2 separate regions of the Homo sapiens genome follow, and region 1 is linked to region 2. A link is a loop called in an ENCODE intact Hi-C map of the cell type or tissue named here. Cell type or tissue: lower leg skin. All regions are shown on one strand. Each heading gives the region's core, and the rest is flanking DNA. Links, peaks and the distances in the headings are about the cores only. Region 1 overlaps DEPDC1B (DEP domain containing 1B). Region 2 overlaps PDE4D (phosphodiesterase 4D).

Region 1 (16,099 bases), core at 5,140-7,639, 850 kb after region 2:
CTATTGTTCAGATTATTTTGTCCCATGGGGTGATCCCTTTGAGAGACAACACTAGCTGGATTTCCTAGGCCGACTAAGAATTCCTAAGCCTAGCTGAGAAAGGTGACTACATCTACCTTTAAACATGGGCTTGTAACTCAGCTCACACCCAACTAATCAGGTAGTAAAGAGGACTCACTAAAATACAAATTAGGCTAAAGCAGGAGGTAAAGAAATAGTCAAATCATATATCACCTGAGAGCACAGGGGGAGGGACAATGATCAGGATATAAACCCAAGCATTCCAGCAGGGAGCAGCAACCCCCTTAGGGTCCCCTCCCATTGTATGGGAGCTCTGTTTTCACTCTATTAAATCTTGCAACTGCACACTCTTTTGGTCCATGTTTGTTACGGCTCAAGCTGAGCTTTTGCTCACCATCCACCACTGCTGTTTACCACTGTCGCAGACCGGCCACTGACTTCCACCCCTCCGGATCCAGCAGGGTGTCTGCTGTGCTTCTGATCCAGCGAGACACCCATTGCCGCTCCCAATCGGGCTAGAGGCTCACCATTTTCCTGCATGGCTAAGGGCCCAGGGTTCGTCCTAATTGAGCTGAACACTAGTTGCTTGGTTCCACAGTTCTCTTCCATGACCCACAGCTTCTAATAGAGCTATACCACTCATCGCATGGCCCAAGGTTCCATTCCTTGGAATCCATGAGGCCAAGAACCCCTGGTCAGAGAACAAAAGGCTTGCAGCCATCTTGGGAGCAGCCCACCCCCATCTTGAGAGCGGCCCGTCGCATCTTGGGAGCTCTAAGAACAAAGACCCCCTCCACCCCCCGTAACATCTGGTGGCCCATATGGGGATTCTCCAAAGCAGTGAGTAATATCGGACCACTTTCGCTTGCTATTCTGTCCTATACTTCCTTAGAATTGGAGTAAAATACTGGGCACCTGTCAGCCAGTTAAAAACAGTAGCATGGCTGCTGGACTTAAGACTCAGGTGTGAGGCTATCTAGGGAAGGGCTTTCTAACAACCCCCAACCCTTCTGGCTTGGGAGCATTGGTCTGCCTGGAACCAGCTTCCACTTTCACAATTTTCCTGGGGAAGCCAAGGGCTGACTAGTAGCAGAAAGCTGTCATCCCGAACTCCTGGCATTAGCCAGTTGAGATCACGGCACAGCCAGAAGTCTCTATTCAACCAGCCGCCCATGTATGCGCCCCACCTTTCCTTCTGACCCATACCTCCTGGGTCCCAACCATGACTTTCTTGAAAGTGTAGCCCCCAAATTCTCCTTACCTCTGAATCTACTTCCTTTGATCCCTGCCTTCTAGGTACTAATGGTTCAGACTTTCATTCCCTCTAGCAAGTTGTATCTCCAAAGGGATCTAAAGAAGCTCTATGCTGCATCATTAGGCATCTAAGCTATGAACCCAGGGAGTCTTGTCCCCGGTGTCCCTCCAATTTAGGTATACAGCTCTTGACATGGGCAGTTATGTGGGACCTGTTCCCCACCACCCTTGCAGGGCCTTAGAACTGATAACCCAGTACTTTAACAACTGGAACTGGATCTACAACAACATAATAGATCAGGATGAAAATGAATTGAGTAAATTACAGGGAGGCGCGTATTCCTATAGTGGCAAATGGGGGCAACAAGCAAACGTCCTTCCACTGTGTTTCCAAAATCCATCTACAAGGAGATAGAGAGGAGGAGAGAGAGAGAGAAAGAGAGAGAGACAGAGAGGAGAGAGAGAGAGAAAAACAGGAGACAGAAAGCGAGGAGAGAGAGAGACAGACAGAGAGGAGAGACAGAGAGGAGAGAGACAGAGAGAGAGACAGAGAGGAGAGAGAAAGAGACAGGAGAGAGAGACAAAGGGGGGGAGAGAGAGAGAGAGAGAAAGAAAAGAAGTAGTAAAGAAAAAAGTGTACCCTATTCCTTTAAAAGCCAGGGTAAATTTAAAACCTATAATTAATAACTGAAGGTCTTCTCCGGGACCCTATAACACTCCAATACCACTTTGTTGTCAGTATAAACAAGAGCGTAGCCCAAAAGGACTGAGGCCACTGACAACCCACAGCCTTCCTATCAAAAATCCTTAACCCAGTAACCCGTGGATGGCCCAAATGCATTCAATCTGTAGCAGCAACTGCTTTGCTAGCAGAAGAAAGTAAAAAAATAACTTTTAGGGGAAACCTCATTGTAAGCACACCTCACCAGTTCAGAACTATCCTAAGTCAAAAAAAGCAAAAAGGTAGCTTACTAACTCAAAAATCTTAAAGTATGGGGCTATTCTGTTAGAAAAAAGGTGATTTAACACTAACCACTGAAAATTCCCTTAACCCAGCAGACTTCCTAACAGAGGATTTAAATCTTAATTACCATACAAAGGTCCAACCAGACCTAGGAGGAACTCCCTTCAGAAAAGGAGGACAGATGGTTCCTCCCAGGTGATTAAGGAAAAAACACAATGGGTATTCAGTAATTAATAGGGAAACTCTTGTAAAAGCAGAGTTAGGAAAATTGCCTAATAACTGGTCTGCTGAAACGTGCAAGCTGTTTGCACTCAGCCAAGCCTTAAAGCACTTACGGAATAAAAACAAAAAAAACTCTATCTCAATCCTGACTCAAAAGGTTACCTACACCCTCTCTGAAATAAATTTGCATAAGAACTGTTGTTTATGGGAATACATCTTAATGGGGCAGCTGGGTTATGAAATACTCAGGAACCCAGCTCAGCTCTAGGACTCACCCCAGAGCACAAAGGCAATGTTGGGCACGCTGGTAAAGGACCACTAGAATCCAGAAGCCTGGAACCCTTTCTTTGTGGTCAAGAAAAGCAGGAAAAGGGGTGCAGGACTGCTACATTGGTAAATGTAACTAATCTGATAAGCAGAGGTCCATGGGTGGTTACACACCCTGGAAAGGAATAAGCATTAGGACCATAGAGAACACTCTAGGACTATGCTCGTCGGAAAAAGACTAGGGGTCCTGGCATCCCTATGTACTTTTTTCAGACGGGAAACGTTCCCCTCAAGGCAAAAATGCCCTTAAGATGTATTCTGGAGAATTCAGCCCAGTCAGAGTGCATGTACCTTTTTCCCTCTCAGACTTGAAGCAAATTAAAACAGACCTAGGTAAATTATCAGATAACCCTGATGGCTATATTGATGTTTTACAAGGGCTAGGACAATCCTTTGATCTGACATGGAGAGATATAATGTTACTGCTAGATCAGATACTAACCCTAAATAAGAAAAGTGCCGCCATAACTGCAGCCCGAGAGTTTGGCGATCTCTGGTATCTCAGTCAGGTCAATGATAGGATGACAACAGAGAAAAAAGAACAATTCCCCACCAGCCAGCAGGCAGTTCCCAGTGTAGACCCTCATTGTGACACAGAATCAGAACATGGAGATTGGTGCTGCAGACATTTACTAACTTGCGTGCTAGAAGGACTTTAAAAAACTAGGAAAAAGCCTATAAATTATTCAATGATGTCCACCATAATACAGGGAAAGAAAGAAAATCCTATTGCCTTTCTGGAGAGACTAAGGGAGGTACTGAGAAAGCATACCTCTTTGTCACCTAACTCTATTAAAGGCCAACTAATCTTAAAGGATAAGTTTATCACTCAGTCAGCTGCAGACATTAAAAAAAAAACTTCAGGCCGGGCATGGTGATTCACGCCTGTAATCCCAGCACTTTGGGAGGCTGAGGCAGGTGGATCACGAGGTCAGGAGATTGAGACCATCCTGGCTAACACAGTGAAACCCCGTCTCTACTAAAAATACAAAAAATTAGCCGGGCATGGTGGCAGGCGCCTATAGTCCCAGCTACTCCAGAGGCTGAGGCGGGAGAATGGCGTGAACCCGGGAGGCAGAGCTTGCGGTGAGCTGAGATCACGCCACTGCACTCCAGCCTGGGCAACAGAGTGAGACTCCGTCTCAAAAAAAAAAAACTTCCAAAGTCTGCCGTAGGCCCAGAGCAAAACTTAGAAACCCCATTGAACTTGGCAACCTCGGTTTTTTATAATAGAGATCAAGAGGAACAGGTGGAACGGGACAAATAGGATAAAAAGAAGGCCACTGCTTTAGTCATGGCCCTCAGGCAAGCGGACTTTGGAGGCTCTAAAACAGGGAAAGGTTGAGCAAATCGAATGCCTAATAGGGCTTTCTTTCAGTGCAGCCTACAAGGACACCTTAAAAAAGACTGTCCGAATAAAAATAAGCTGCCCCCTCGTCCATGCCCGTGATGTCAAGGGAATCACTGGAAGGCCCACTGCCTCAGGGGACAAAAGTCCTCTGAGTCAGAAGCCACTAACCAGATGATCCAGGAGCAGGATTGAGGATGCCCAGGACAAGTGCCAGCCCATGCCATCACCCTCACAGAGCCCCAGGTATGCTTGACCATTGAGGGACAGGAGGTTAACTGTCTCCTGGACACTGACGTGGCCTTCTCAGTCTTACTCTCCTGTCCCGGCCAACTGTCCTCCAGATCTGTCACTATCCGAGGAGTCCTAGAACAGGCAGTCACTAAATACTTCTCCTAGCCACTAAGTTATGATTGGGGAACTTCACTCTTTTCACATGCCTTTCTAATTATGCCTGAAAGCCCACTCCTTTGTTAGGGAAATACATTCTAGCAAAAGCAGGGGCCATTATACACCTGAACATAGGAAAAGAAACACGTTTTTTTGTCCCCTACTTAAGGAAGGAATTAATCCTGAAGTCTGGGCAACAAAACGACAATATGGATGAGCAAACAATGCCCGTCCCGTTCAAGTTAAACTAAAGGGTTCCACCTCCGTTCCCTACCAAAGGCATTACCTGCTTAGACCCGAGGACCAATAAGGACTCCAAAAGATTGTTAAGGACCTAAAAGCCCAAGGCCTAGTAAAACCAAGCAATAGCTCCTGCAATACTCCAATTTTAGGAGTACAGAAACCCAACGGACAGTGGAGGTTAGTGCAAGATCTCAGGATTATCAATGAGGCCGTTGTCCCTCTATACCCAGCTGTACCTAACCCTTATACTATGCTTTCCCAAATACCAGAGAAAGCAGAGTGGTTTACAGTCCTGGACCTTAAGGATACCTTTTTCTGCATCCCCGTACATTCTGACTCTCAATTCTTATTTGCCTTTAAAGATCCTTCAAACCCAACATCTCAACTCACCTGGACTGTTTTACCCCACAGGGTTCAGGGATAGCCCCCATCTATTTGGCCAGGCATTAGCCCAAGACTTGAGCCAGTTCTCATACTTGGTCACTCTTGTCCTTCGGTATGTGGATGATTTACTTCTAGCCACCCATTCAGAAACCTTGTGCCATCAAGCCACTCAAGCGCTTTTAAACTTCCTCACCACTTGTGGCTACAAGGTTTCCAAACCAAAGGCTCAGCTCTGCTTACAGCAGGTTAAATACTTAGGGCTAAAATTATCCAAAGGCACCAGGGCCCTCAGTGAGGAATGTATCCAGCCTATACTGGCTTATCCTCATCCTAAAACCCTGAAGCAATTAAGAGGTTCCTTGGCATAACAGGCTTCTGCCGAATATGGATTCCCAGGTACGGTGAAATAGCCAGGCCATTATACACACTAATTAAGGAAACTCAGAAAGCCAATACCCATTTAGTAGAATGGACACCTGAAGCAGAAGTGGCTTTTCTGGCCCTAAAGAAGGCCCTAACCTATGCCCCAGTGTTAAGCTTGCCAACGGGGCAAGACTTTTCTTTATATGTCACAGAAAAAACAGGAATAGCTCTAGGAGTCCTTACACATGTCCGAGAGACCAGCTTGCAACCCGTGGCATACCTGAGTAAGGAAATTTATGTAGTGACAAAGGGTTGGCCTCATTGTTTACAGGTAGTGGCAGCAGTAGCAGTCTTAGTATCTAAAGCAGTTAAAATGATACAGGGAAAGAGATCTTACTGTGTGGCCATCTCATAATGTGAACAGCATACTCACTGCTAAAGGAGACTTGTGGCTGTCAGACAACCATTTGCTTAAATATCAGGCTCTATTACTTGAAGGGCCAGTGCTGCGACTGTGCACTTGTGCAACTCTTAACCCAGCCACATTTCTTCCAGACAATGAAGAAAAGATAGAACGTAACTGTCAACAAGTAATTGCTCAAACCTACGCTGCTCGAGGGGACCTTCTAGAGGTTCCCTTGGCTGATCCCGACCTCAACTTGTGTACTGATGGAAGCTCCTTTGTAGAAAAAGGACTTCAAAAGGCGGAGTATGCAGTGGTCAGTGACAATGGAATACTTGAAAGTAATCCCCTCACTCCAGGAACTAGCGCTCAGGTGGCAGAACTAATAGCCCTCATTCAGACACTAGAGTTAGGAGAAGGAAAAAGAGTAAATATATATACAGAATCTAAGTATGCTTACCTAGTCCTCCATGCCCGTGCAACAATATGGAGAGAAAGGGAATTCCTAACTTCCAAGGGAACACCTATCAAACATCAGGAAGCCATTAGGAAATTATTATTGGCTGTACAAAAACCTAAAGAGGTGGCAGTCTTACACTGCCGGGGTCATCAGAAAGGAAAGGGAAATAGAAGGGAACCGCCAAGTGGATATTAAAACCAAAAGAGCCGCAAGGTGGGACCCTCCATTAGAAATGCTTATAGAGGACCCCTAGTATGGAGTAATCCCCTCTGGGAAACCAAACCCCAGTACTCAGCAGAAGAAATAGAAAGGGGAACCTCACGAGGACATAGTTTCCTCCCCTCAGGATGGCTAGCCACCGAAGAAGAAAAAATACTTTTGCCTGCAGCTAACCAATGAAAATTACTTAAAACCCTTCACCAGACCTTTCACTTAGGCATTAATAGCACCCATGATATGGCCAAATCATTATTTATTGGACCAGGCCTTTTCAAAACTATGAAGCAGATAGTCAGGGCCTGTAAAGTGTGCCAAAGAAATAATCCCCTGCACTTCAGGCTATACATTTCAATCTCTGTATCTTTAACCTCCTTGTTAAGTTTGTCTCTTCCAAAATCAAAGCTGTAAAACTACAAATCGTTCTTCAAATGGAGCCCCAGATGCAGTCCATGATGAAGATCTACCGCAGGACCCCTGGACCGGCCTGCTAGCCCATGCTCCGATGTTAATGATATTGAAGGCACCCCTCCCAAGGAAATCTCAACTGCATGACCCCTATTACGCCCCAATTCAGCAGGAAGCAGTTAAGAGTGGTAGTCGGCCAACCTCCCCAACAACACTTGGGTTTTCCTGTTGGAAGCGGGGACCGAGAGACAGGACTAGCTGGATTTCCTAGGCCGACTAAGAATTCCTAAGCCTAGCTGGGAAAGGTGACTGCACCTACCTTTAAACACGGGGCTTGTAACTCAGCTCACACCCAACTAATCACGTAGTAAAGAGGGCTCACTAAAATACAAATTAGGCTAAAGCAGGAGGTAAAGAAATAGTCAAATCATATATCGCCTTAGAGCACAGGGGGAGGGACAATGATTGGGATATAAACCCAGGCATTCCAGCAGGGAGCAGCAACCCCCTTAGGGTCCCTCCCATTGTATGGGAGCTCTGTTTTCACTCTATTAAATCTTGCAACTGCACACTCTTCTGGTCCGCGTTTGTTACAGCTCGAGCTGAGCTTTCGCTCGCCGTCCACCACTGTTGTTTGCCACTGTCGCAGACTCGCCACTGACTTCCACCCCTCCAGATCCGGGAGGGTGTTGGCTGTGCTTCTAACCCAGCGAGGCGCCCATTGCCACTCCTGATAGGGCTAGAGGCCTGCCATTGTTCCTGCATGGCTAAGGGCCCAGGGTTCGTCTAATCGAGCTGAACACTAGTTGCTGGGTTCCACAGTTGTCTTCCGTGATCCACTGCTTCTAATAGAGCTATAACACTCACCGCATGGCCCAAGGTTCCATTCCTTAGAATCCGTGAAGCCAAGAATCCCAGGTCAGAGAACAAAAGGCTTGCTGCCATCTTGGGAGCGAACCGCCACATCTTGGGAGCTCTAAGAACAAAGACCCCCCCCATAACACCTCGATGTGGTACTCTCCCCTTTTCCCTAAGGATGGGCTTTCTGAGACCCAAATTGCAGTGATTATGTTATTTCTCTTCTGGGTCTAGCCACCCAGTGCATACTGGGCTCTGGACTGGTACTGGGGAGTGTCTGCCAAGATTCCTGTGATGTGATCTGTCTTCAGGTCCCTCAGCCATGGATACCAGCATCTGCTCAGGTGAGGGTAGCAGGGGAGTGAAGTGGACTCTGTGAGGGTCCTTGGTTGTAGTTTTGTTTAGTGACTGGTTTTGTGTTGGTTGGCCTCCAGCCCAGAGGTGGCACCGACTACCCTAAGACCATCACGCTACAAGAAGCACAACCCACATGGAGATAACCTAGAGAATGAAACCTCATGTAGAAAGAGAGGTCAAGCAGCACAAAGACACATTTGTGAGCAGAGAAAGAAGCCATCTTAGAAGTAAATCTTCTAGCCCAACTGACACCACCTTTATTGGAAGAGAAAAACTACTAGTTGAGCTCTTTCTAAATGCTTGCCACAAAACCCATGAGTAAAATAAAATGGTTACTTTAAGTCACTAAAGTTTGGGGTAGATTGTTTCTCAGCAATACAAAATCAAAACAATTCCTAACTCACAGCATGAATAAAAAATCATGGGCAAAACCATTAAACATAAGGCACAAAAATATCTCTTATTCTAAGATAAAAGAAAATATATCTCTCTGACTTTGAGTAATGAAGGGACTTGTTTTAAGAAAGGTATTAAGACCACACAACATAAAGGAAAAGACTGATAGATTCAACTACATTAAAATTAAGAACTTTTCTGTTCATCAAGATACCATAAAGTGAAAAAAAGAAAGATCTTTGTAATCCATATAACTGATAAAGTGTAAATATCCAGAATACATATATATATAAAATGGATATTTTACATATATACAAAAAATGGATATTTTACATATATACAAAAAATGGATATTTTACATATATACAAAAAATGGATATTTTACATATATACAAAAAATGGATATTTTACATATATACAAAAAATGGATATTTTACATATATACAAAAAATGGATATTTTACATATATATAAAAAATGGATATTTTACATATATAAAAAAGTGGATATTTTACATATATAAAAATGGATATTTTACATATATATAAAAAATGGATATTTTACATATATGAAAAATGGATATTTTACATGTATATAATGGATATTTTACATGTATATAATGGATATTTTACATGTATATAAAATGGATATTTTACATATATATAAAAAATGGATATTTTACATATATATAAAAAATGGATATTTTACATATATATAAAAAATGGATATTTTACATATATATAAAAAATGGATATTTTACATATATGTAAAAAATGGATATTTTACATATATGTAAAAAATGGATATTTTACATATATGTAAAAAATGGATATTTTATATATATAAAAAATGGATATTTTATATATATATAAAATGGATATTTTATATATATAATGGATATTTTATATATATAAAATGGATATTATATATATAAAATGGATATTTTATATATATATAAAATGGATATTTTATATATATATAAAATGGATATTTTATATATATATAAAATGGATATTTTATATATATATATAAAATGGATATTTTATATATATATATAAAATGGATATTTTATATATATATAAAATGGATATTATATATATATAAAATGGATATTTTATATATATATAAAATGGATATTTTATATATATATATAAAATGGATATTTTATATATATATATAAAATGGATATTATATATATATATATATATATGTATTTTTTTTTTTGAGATGGAGTCTCGCTCTGTCACCCAGGCTAGAGTGCAGTGGTGCAATCTCATCTCACTGCAACCTCCGCCTCCCAGGTTCAAGCAATTGTCCTGCCTCAGCCTCCCAAGTAGCTTGGACTACAGGTGTGTTCCACCACGCCTGGCTAATTTTTGTATTTTTAGCAGAGTCGGGGTTTCATGATGTTGGCAAGGCTGGTCTCGAACTCCTGGCCCTCAGGTGATCCGCCTGCCTCGGCCTCCCAAAATGCTGGGATTACAGGCATGAGCCACCATGCCCGGCCCAGAATATATTTTTTTAAACCACAATGAATCTATAAGAAAAAACTTCTGTGAAGAAAGGCAAAACACATGAACCAGGCATTTCCAGATGTGGAATTAGGAACGGTGAATAAGCATAAAAATATACTCAACCTCATCAGTAATCAAGGAAATTCAAGATAACATCATGAAACAGAATTTCACACACATCAAATTGGCAAAAGTTTAAGTCAACATCAAATATTTTCTGCTACTGAAATAAAAATTAGCATACATTCTTTTATGAAGGATGTCTTTCTCAATAAAACTGACAACATTTAAAAAGAGCAGAGCTCCCTCTAGTGGGCTAAATTTCATTTTGCTTTAAAAACTGTAAATTTAATCCTAACATGATCATGGATTCCAGAATTATAAACTCCCTTAGAAAACATCTAGAACAAATTACACATTTGTACACTGAAGAAATTAAGGCCAGAAAAGTTACTGGCCACAGCTAATTGTCCAACCAAACAAGCAGGTCTCCTAGTGCCACCACCACTGCCAAATATTGGCTGGAGAAAAGCAATTTAAAAATAATTCATACCAGAACTATCCTCTGGTGAATTTACTTGTAAAAAAATTAGGATTTATTACCTAATAAATCAATAAAATTATTCTAAGTCATCTAAACCACAAAGAAACATAGTTATAAATCTTAATAAACTTGATAAATGATAGCTCTCTCAATGATTTAAAGCCCTTTTAAGAGATTAACTATATACTGTGGAAGCATCAGCAGAAATTTGCAACATCAACAGCTTTGGCCAGCCTGCCTCCTTGCCTTACTAACTTACAGACTTTGTACCCAAAAACAAAAAGCAAACAACAATACAAAAAAACACAGCCAGATATTGTTTATTATATGGGCTGATCCTTCTGAGACTACTATTTCCCAGAAATCCATGATTTATGCAAAACCATAGCAATTTGTAGGGTTTTGCTGTGCTCTGTAAACCCATTCAACATATTTCTTGAGCCCATTAGTGGTATATATCACCTAAATGCTGAAAAACTGCTAATGATTACATTTCACAATACTTTCTGAAAGTATGTCAGGAACATAAAGTGTTTGAGGAAAGGAGAATGGGAGATGAAGCTGGAAACCAAACTAAGGAAGGCTTTAAAATCCAAACTCAGAAATCTTTCCTTATTCCACATGAATAAAGATTCCATTGTAAGTAAAGGATCAAGTGAGCATTTTTAAGGAGAGAGGTGAGCTTATCTGAAAGACACTCCTACCTTAAATTAACAATAGTTATTTAGAAAATAAATTCCATTTGCAACAGAAAAAAATCTATAAAATATCTATGACTTAAAAATATATACATATACAAGATTTACAAGAAAAACTACAACCACTTAAAAAAGCACAACCCCACAATAAGTGGGGTGATTATTGCACCAAACCTCACAATAGGTGGGGTGAAAACTGCACCGAAATAATCACCCCAGAAATACGTGGGGTGATTATTGCACCAAAAAACATGAACTACTTAGATATAAATATAACAGGCAGGGCGCAGTGGCTCACGCCTGTAATCCCAGCACTTTGGGAAGCCCAGGCGGGCAGATCGCGAGGTCAGGAGATCAAGACCATCTTGGCTAACTCAGTAAAACCCCGTCTCTACTAAAAATACAAAAAATTAGCCGGGCGTGGTGGCAGGCGCCTGTAGTCCCAGCTACTATGAGGCTAAGGCAGGAGAATGGCATGAACCCAGGAGGCAGTGAGCTGAGATCGCGCCACTGCACTCCAGCCTAGGCAACAGAGCGAGACTCCGTCTCAAAAAAATAAAAAATAACAAAATATGTTCAGGATCTATATACTCAGGAAAGCTACAAAAAAAATGCTGAGAGATTAAGCACCTAAATATATGATTTCACTCAAAATCCCAGCAAGAATTTTTATAGGAATAAACAAGTTGATTCTAAAATGTATATGAAAAAGAAAAAGAACTAGAATAACCCAAACAATCTTGAAAAAGAACAAAGTTGGAGGACTCACATTACCTGATTTCAATGGAGACAAGCTACACATGTAGAATGGAATGGTATATGAATTAAGTCAGAGGACTCTATATGGCATTGTATCCCCCTAGGAAGAATACAGGTACTGGGAACCAGAGGGTGGAAGCAGGAGTGGCCCTACTTACCATCCCTCCCTGTGCTTCCCATCTCTATAACCCTGGGCTCTGCAATTAGCAGTCTTGTTACTCAAAGGGACATATTCTTGACAGGGGACATAGTAAGGGTAATTCGGACTCCTTGTGGCCAGGGAGCAGCAGGTGAGAAGAGAAAAGGAATCACTATCTTGGCAGAGGTCATGGATCCTGATCAGCAGGCAGGAGACTTGCATTTACACAATCGGGGCAGGGAGAAACACCTGTGGCACTTCCTGGAGATCTACATGGCACTTCCTGATACTTCCTTGTCCCACTGTAACTGTGAATGGGTTTGTACAGAAACATTAGCTCAAAAAGTGCATGATTACCATGGGTCCAGATCTTTAGGAATGAAGTTTTGGGTCACACTACCAGGTAAGGCACCCAAGGCCTGCCAAGGTGATGGCTGACAGTAAGGGGATTGAGGATGAAGAGTCAAGGAGGGAGAGAATGAGTACCAGCTGCAGCAATGAGACTAACTGCAACAATAGGGGCTATAGTCTTCCTAGTAATTTCCATCTTCTAGGTTTCCACTCAAGAAGAAAGCACCAACGTGTGGGCAAGCGGATCTGTGAAGCACAAGAAATGGACTGTGCTGGCCACAGGGGTGCACAGCTCACATTTCCCTCCAAGAAGCCAACAGCTCCCAGCTGCTCTACCTTTCACACTTCCCCAGGCTGCTTCCAGCCCACCAAGGAGCACAGCAAGGTAATGAGCCAAGATAATCCTTCCAGAAGACCTAAGACTCCTCTAACAGCATCCTTTGCTTGGGAACTCCCCATCAGCCCGGGGAAATTTTCAGAACTCTGGCATGTGGTCTTAGGCTCTTGCTACCCAATTCTTTCCCCTCTGCTTTCCCTGAGGTCAGGCCTTCATCACAGCCTATAGGCTCACTCCATTGCCTCCTGTTCCCTTCCCCATTTATCCTTTCCTGGTGCCCCACCCCAACCCCTGGCATTAAATCTCTTGCACATCTAGTTCCCTCTTGGCATCTGCTTCTCTTCTCAGAGGACCTGAATTAATGGAGTCTCCTATTAGTTTGTACTTATTTATGTGTAATGAATTCAGATCAGTGCAAACAATGTAAGTACCTGCCACATATCAGACACCAATAGGTAACAAAGATACAAGAATAAACAACAGTCTTTGCCCTCAAGAAACTTAGAGTCTAACAACTATGCCCTGTGAGCCAAATCCCACCACTTGCTTTATTAGATGTAAAGTCTTACTGGTGGAACACAGCCATGTCCATTCATTGACACACCGTGTATGGCTGCTTTCTCCCTACAACTGCAGTTAAGCAATTCTGACAGAGGTTATATGACCTGCAAATATTCACTATCTGGCCCTTTTCAGATCAAGTTTGTTGACCTGGGTCTGGTGGATACAGAGATAAAGGAACACTTATTTGCTTGTTGTATAGCCTTCACCAGGGTAAAAAGTCTGTCTGTCATGTTCCCACTGTATCCCCAACAACTGGCTCATTCAATTTGAGCGCAAGTTACAGTAGACTTGGTAAATACCTTGTATTAGTCCGTTTTCACACTGGTATAAAGAACTACCTGAGACTGGGTAGTTTATAAAGAAAAGAGATTTAATTTACTCACAGTTCCACATGGCTGGGGAGGCCTCGGGAAACTTAAAATCATGGCAGAAGGCAAAGGAGAAGCAAGCACCTTCTTCACAAGGTGGCAGGAGAGAAAGAAAGAGCGCAAAGGGGAAAGTGCCACACTTTTAAACCATCAGATCTCGTGATAACTCACTATCACAAGAACAGAAAGGGGGAAATCCTCCCCCATGATCCAATCACTTCCCACCAGGTCCCTCCCCTGACATGTGGGGATTACAATTCATCATGAGATTTGGGTGGGGACACAGAGGCAAATCATGTCATACCTACATCTATTCTTGGTGACCAGTATATCCTAAAAACAGAAATGTTAGCAGTCTTACTTTGTAGATGAGGTCACAGAGATTCAGAGAGTGTCAGCATTTTGCTTAAGATCACATGAATGGTAGTAACTGAAAGCTGAGATTAGACCCCAGGCCTGCCTCATTCTAAACCTGTGTTTGTTATAGTCCTTCCATACTAAGCTCACATTATACTTAACTGCAGTTCACCTGATATGGGGAGGACTGAGCGACCTTAACTGGGGAACAGAGGTAGGGTGATTATTGTTTAACTCCTTCACAGTAAGAAAGGGAACTCACTGACTAACCTTTGAACTTCTTTGTCAATAAATACTGGGCATTATGCTGGGTGTTGAGGACACAGAGATAAAAGGCAAATTCTTTCACAGCCTTATCTCCCACAACTGCCTGTGTAATAATACCTAACTTGTTTACTGGGTTCCCGCGCCCTTGATCACCCTGACCAACCTGTCTCCCTTCCTTCCCTGACACACACCTGTTGATGCATCAAGACTCAAGTGTCACCTCTACAGCAAACTATTCTCTGACTGATTCAAGCAGAGTTAATTCCTCAGCCCTCCTATAACAATGAATTCACATACATTGCAGCATGTGAAACAATAAATTCGAATTTATCTGTTTGTCTTTCTAACTAAACTATAGATAGGGGCATGCATCAAAAGTGTTTAGCACCATGCCTGGCATACAACAGGAACTCCATGATGCCTGAGAAAGGAGAGGAGGAGGAGCGGGGGGCACTGGAAGAAGCAGCATATGTGAGGATCTAATTAACAGAGACCCAAAAACACAAAACTGAGCTAAGAAGCCGGAAAAGAAGTGTTAATCAAGTGACTGGGGAAATGCTGACTGGGCACTAGCTGCATAAAATGCTTAAGCTGACTGTGCTTCCTTATGTTCACAGGAAACATTTGGTGGGCCTCTCCCATTCCTAGTTTGAGAGCTTGTCAACTCCACAAATTCAGGGAATAGTATACCCCAGCTTTCAACAACTTTTATAAATCTAGTCTTAACAACCAACATCTCAAGGCAAGTTACCACTCTTCTCAGCAAGTTATAGTTTAGAACTGATTAATGCCTATATGATATTTATTATTTTGTTTCTAGGTCAATAATATCTGAGAACTACTCTTGTTCAATCCCTGTTCTCTCCAAAAGAGTGTTCTCTTCTGTGTAAATTGGGAGCTTTCAGTCAGCCGTGCTCCTTTCATATTTCTGGAGTCCTTTATTCCATTTCCCATTTAAACTCATTTATGCCTCCTGTTCCATTATTGGAACGCTAAGCATGTGGGAGTCATCTCTATCCTACTGCTCAAGGTCACCACCAAGGTCTGATTGCAAAAATTCAAAAAATTGCAAACTCAGGAATAAAGAGGTTAAGGACACTAGTGGATAATAACTAGGCATCATGAATTCTCAGCAAAGAAACCTGGGTAAGGATATTAAAAAAAAAAAAATTTCAAGGCCAGTTGGTAAGACCAAGTGTTTAAAACAAATAAATATAAAGGAAAAGGATAAAGAAATCAGCAGGAACTATGACCCCAAATGAAGGATCAGGATAGAAGAATAAGCCAAGGATTTGAAATTATCATGAGTTAATCACCAAAAAGCCTAAAAAAGGACATTATAAAACAAAAGTCTATCAATAACCAGGAATTACCTTTTATGACTCAGGGCAATATATTTCAACATTCTATTTAACACACCTACATGTACTAGTTCTTTTGCAAAGATGGCAGTGATAACATAACCCCAGAATCAGTTTGACTTATCAGCTTAATACATAACTTTGAACCTTGGGTCCACATATAACTGGCCTACTACTTATACTTGGTAGACTCTGCTCCTGTGCTTCAGTGCCTACAAAGGATCCTG
Region 2 (2,500 bases), core at 1-2,500:
CAAATGCTGCTTGCAAGAGTGGCCTCACACCAAAATGTACCCCAAGTTCTTCTGTAAAGACAACTTGCAGCCAAGGACAGCTAGCACCAACACTACTGTCTTCCAGAATTTTAAGTGGAGGCTGAAAGGCTGAATTAGTTAAAACTCCCAGGCCTTCTTGGTTAGGACAGTGTTCTTGCATTCTTTTTTTTGGCAGGGGGGCCGGGGGCACTATTCAAAACATTCCAGTGACATATCGAGTCACTACCCCGTAATTTAAAAATATAATGTAATATATGTACTTTATGGAAGTCGAAGAGTTGTGCTTTAAATTTAAGTACCGTGCCTTAGTTGGCGCCTCTAACATAGGGAGTTGGACATTGCTAATGATTTGCCCTCATTAAGCAAAGATCTTTGAGATGCTTCTATCCATTAAATACTGTCAATGTGATTCCTATTCTAGCTAGTTGGTATAGAGCACCACCATTTTCAAAATTATTAAGGAAAAATCACATCTAAATTAAGCCAAAGGGACTAGACCCATCGAAAGTGAGATATAAAGGGCTTTGGGCAATAAAATCAAAATCATTTGTTAGTTGTGAGAAAACTTAAATCTTACCCTCTAGTTTAATTTTTAAAGTGTCGAAGGAACTACAAAATACAAATTTCCCAATAAAGAAGAAAATCAAGAAAAAGAAGACAGTACTAGAATAAATCATACCATTTGGTACATTTATGTACCAAATTTACCCTGGGTAATTCCTATTTTCTCAATTTCAGCAAAGAGGAGTAATTTTAGGATATAGTATTGCCTGCCTGGATTATAACGATGTGCTAAGAGGCTGAGCATGTGTCTCTTATGTACATCTCCAGACTGTGCAGGCGGAGCTCAAGTTGGATTTGGCATCAAGGTCCAAGTTTAGTCATTAATCTATTGATGAAAACTGTACTTTATTTTCCCCCATTGAAGAAGGGACAAAATTCAATTCCATCAAGCAGTCTTCTTTGTACAGCTCTATTCTACTCCTGACTTAGATTCAGAGTCAGAGGACCAGAGTTAGTGCTCACTCCAAACTATTAACCTTTCATCTAGGGCCCGGGGTCCATCTCTGCCTAGAGAGCATGTGGGAACCCCTCGATTGCTTTATTGCATCGTTTATTATTACAAAGAATAATACACATATTGAATAAAAAATGTATACTGCTTGAAAGGCAATTAAGCGACTTCTCATAAGTCACGTGAATCCTGAAATGTCTATTATGTTTTAGAAACCCAAAGATAATTGTAATTCCATTGCCTGGTTAAGTCATGCTCAAGAAACACGGTGCTCCTTATGGCTGCTCGTCAATCCTCTCAGCGGCCAGCAGATGGCGCACACTTCTCAGAAACATCAAAACGTGGCGTGGGAAAACCCGATTCCGTGGGGAAGGCGGGCCGCCTAACACAAAGCTGTCTTTCCGTAAAAATCAGTCGGCCTTCACAGGGTTACAGAAAATTATTCATTATGTACAAGAGCAATGACGTTCAGCAATGTATACAGTTGCTGACAGTCCTAAAGTGGGATATGGAACAGGATGGTTCATGCCCATTTTTACGTATTTGAATTTATTTCTTCTCTGGGTACTGTAAGTAAATGAATGTTATTGATTTTTCCTTATGTGTTAAGTGCTGCACCGATATTTTAAATGATGACTCGTTTCTACTGGGAACTTATAATGAAAAGATGGAGCAGTAGAAATAGAAAACCTCTGGGCCATCTCCTTGGTCAAGGTTAGCAGGTTAGTCCTTTGGTCTAGCTCTGCCATTCAGAACCTTGGACCATGCATTTGCTCCCACCCCTGGGATCCACCATCTCTCCCTGGCTCCTTCCAGGTCCACCAGCCTCAGGGTCACTGCAGTCTCAGACCACCTGAAACGCAGAAGCCCCGCCTATTTTGCTAGCTCCCTCGTTCCTACGTATTCCCATTTTTCCGGCTTATTTAAAGAATAAAACAATACAAACTTTAATGGCTATTTGTACTTTTTAAAAATCAGTGCATTTTCATTTGTGTACTCTTGTGGATTTGGGCAACAGCTGAAAAATCAAAATAATTTGTATCTTTATTGATCTTGAACAAATGCTCTAAGATGCATACATTTAGCAGATGGACTCACTTATCATGTGGGCTTCTTTTCCCAAATGCAGATGGGATGGAAGTTGACATGAGGAGGCAGTATAATAAGTTAGGAAGAATCTGGACAAAGGTATAAAGGAGCTAAACGGAGGCTGCAGAATGTGGAGTGAAGAGCTGGGACAGGTAACTCAAGGAGAAAGCAGAGAGAAGGAAAGTGATAGCACAGAGGCAAAGGGAATTGACTGACATCCAGGGAAATGTGTGAATTTGTCCAGAATGTCCTGAAAACTTTGTGCCGTGGGACAGACCTAAGACCTGGACTATATTCATAAAAAGAAACATGATTTTCCCTGGGGAATTTTAGACCAATCAGAAAGACTCCTAAGCTCTGTCTTTTCAACTTTCC

Evidence for each region. Hi-C counts contacts between places; a loop is a spot of excess contacts. Peaks named below come from ENCODE experiments on the same cell type or tissue, not always from the same donor. Only the 100,000 strongest peaks of a DNase experiment are listed, where the experiment ranks them.
Region 1: a loop joins it to region 2, with 5 times the contacts of the local background. A loop is called at or near these places in 77 of 110 quality-filtered maps.

What each region holds. Positions count from the first base shown.
Region 1 is chr5:60,658,456-60,674,554 of GRCh38, forward strand. All of the region lies in intron 2 of DEPDC1B (DEP domain containing 1B), which reads right to left. Among named protein-coding and RNA genes, the nearest start is that of DEPDC1B, 34 kb to the right of the region's middle. In lower leg skin, for the core only: no CTCF peak of the experiment used is centred there; no DNase peak of the experiment used is centred there; H3K4me3 peaks cover 392 bases.
Region 2 is chr5:59,808,797-59,811,296 of GRCh38, forward strand. The region is part of intron 1 of PDE4D (phosphodiesterase 4D); the gene reads right to left. Among named protein-coding and RNA genes, the nearest start is that of PDE4D, 84 kb to the right of the region's middle. In lower leg skin, for the core only: no CTCF peak of the experiment used is centred there; a DNase peak (open chromatin) is centred at 1,365.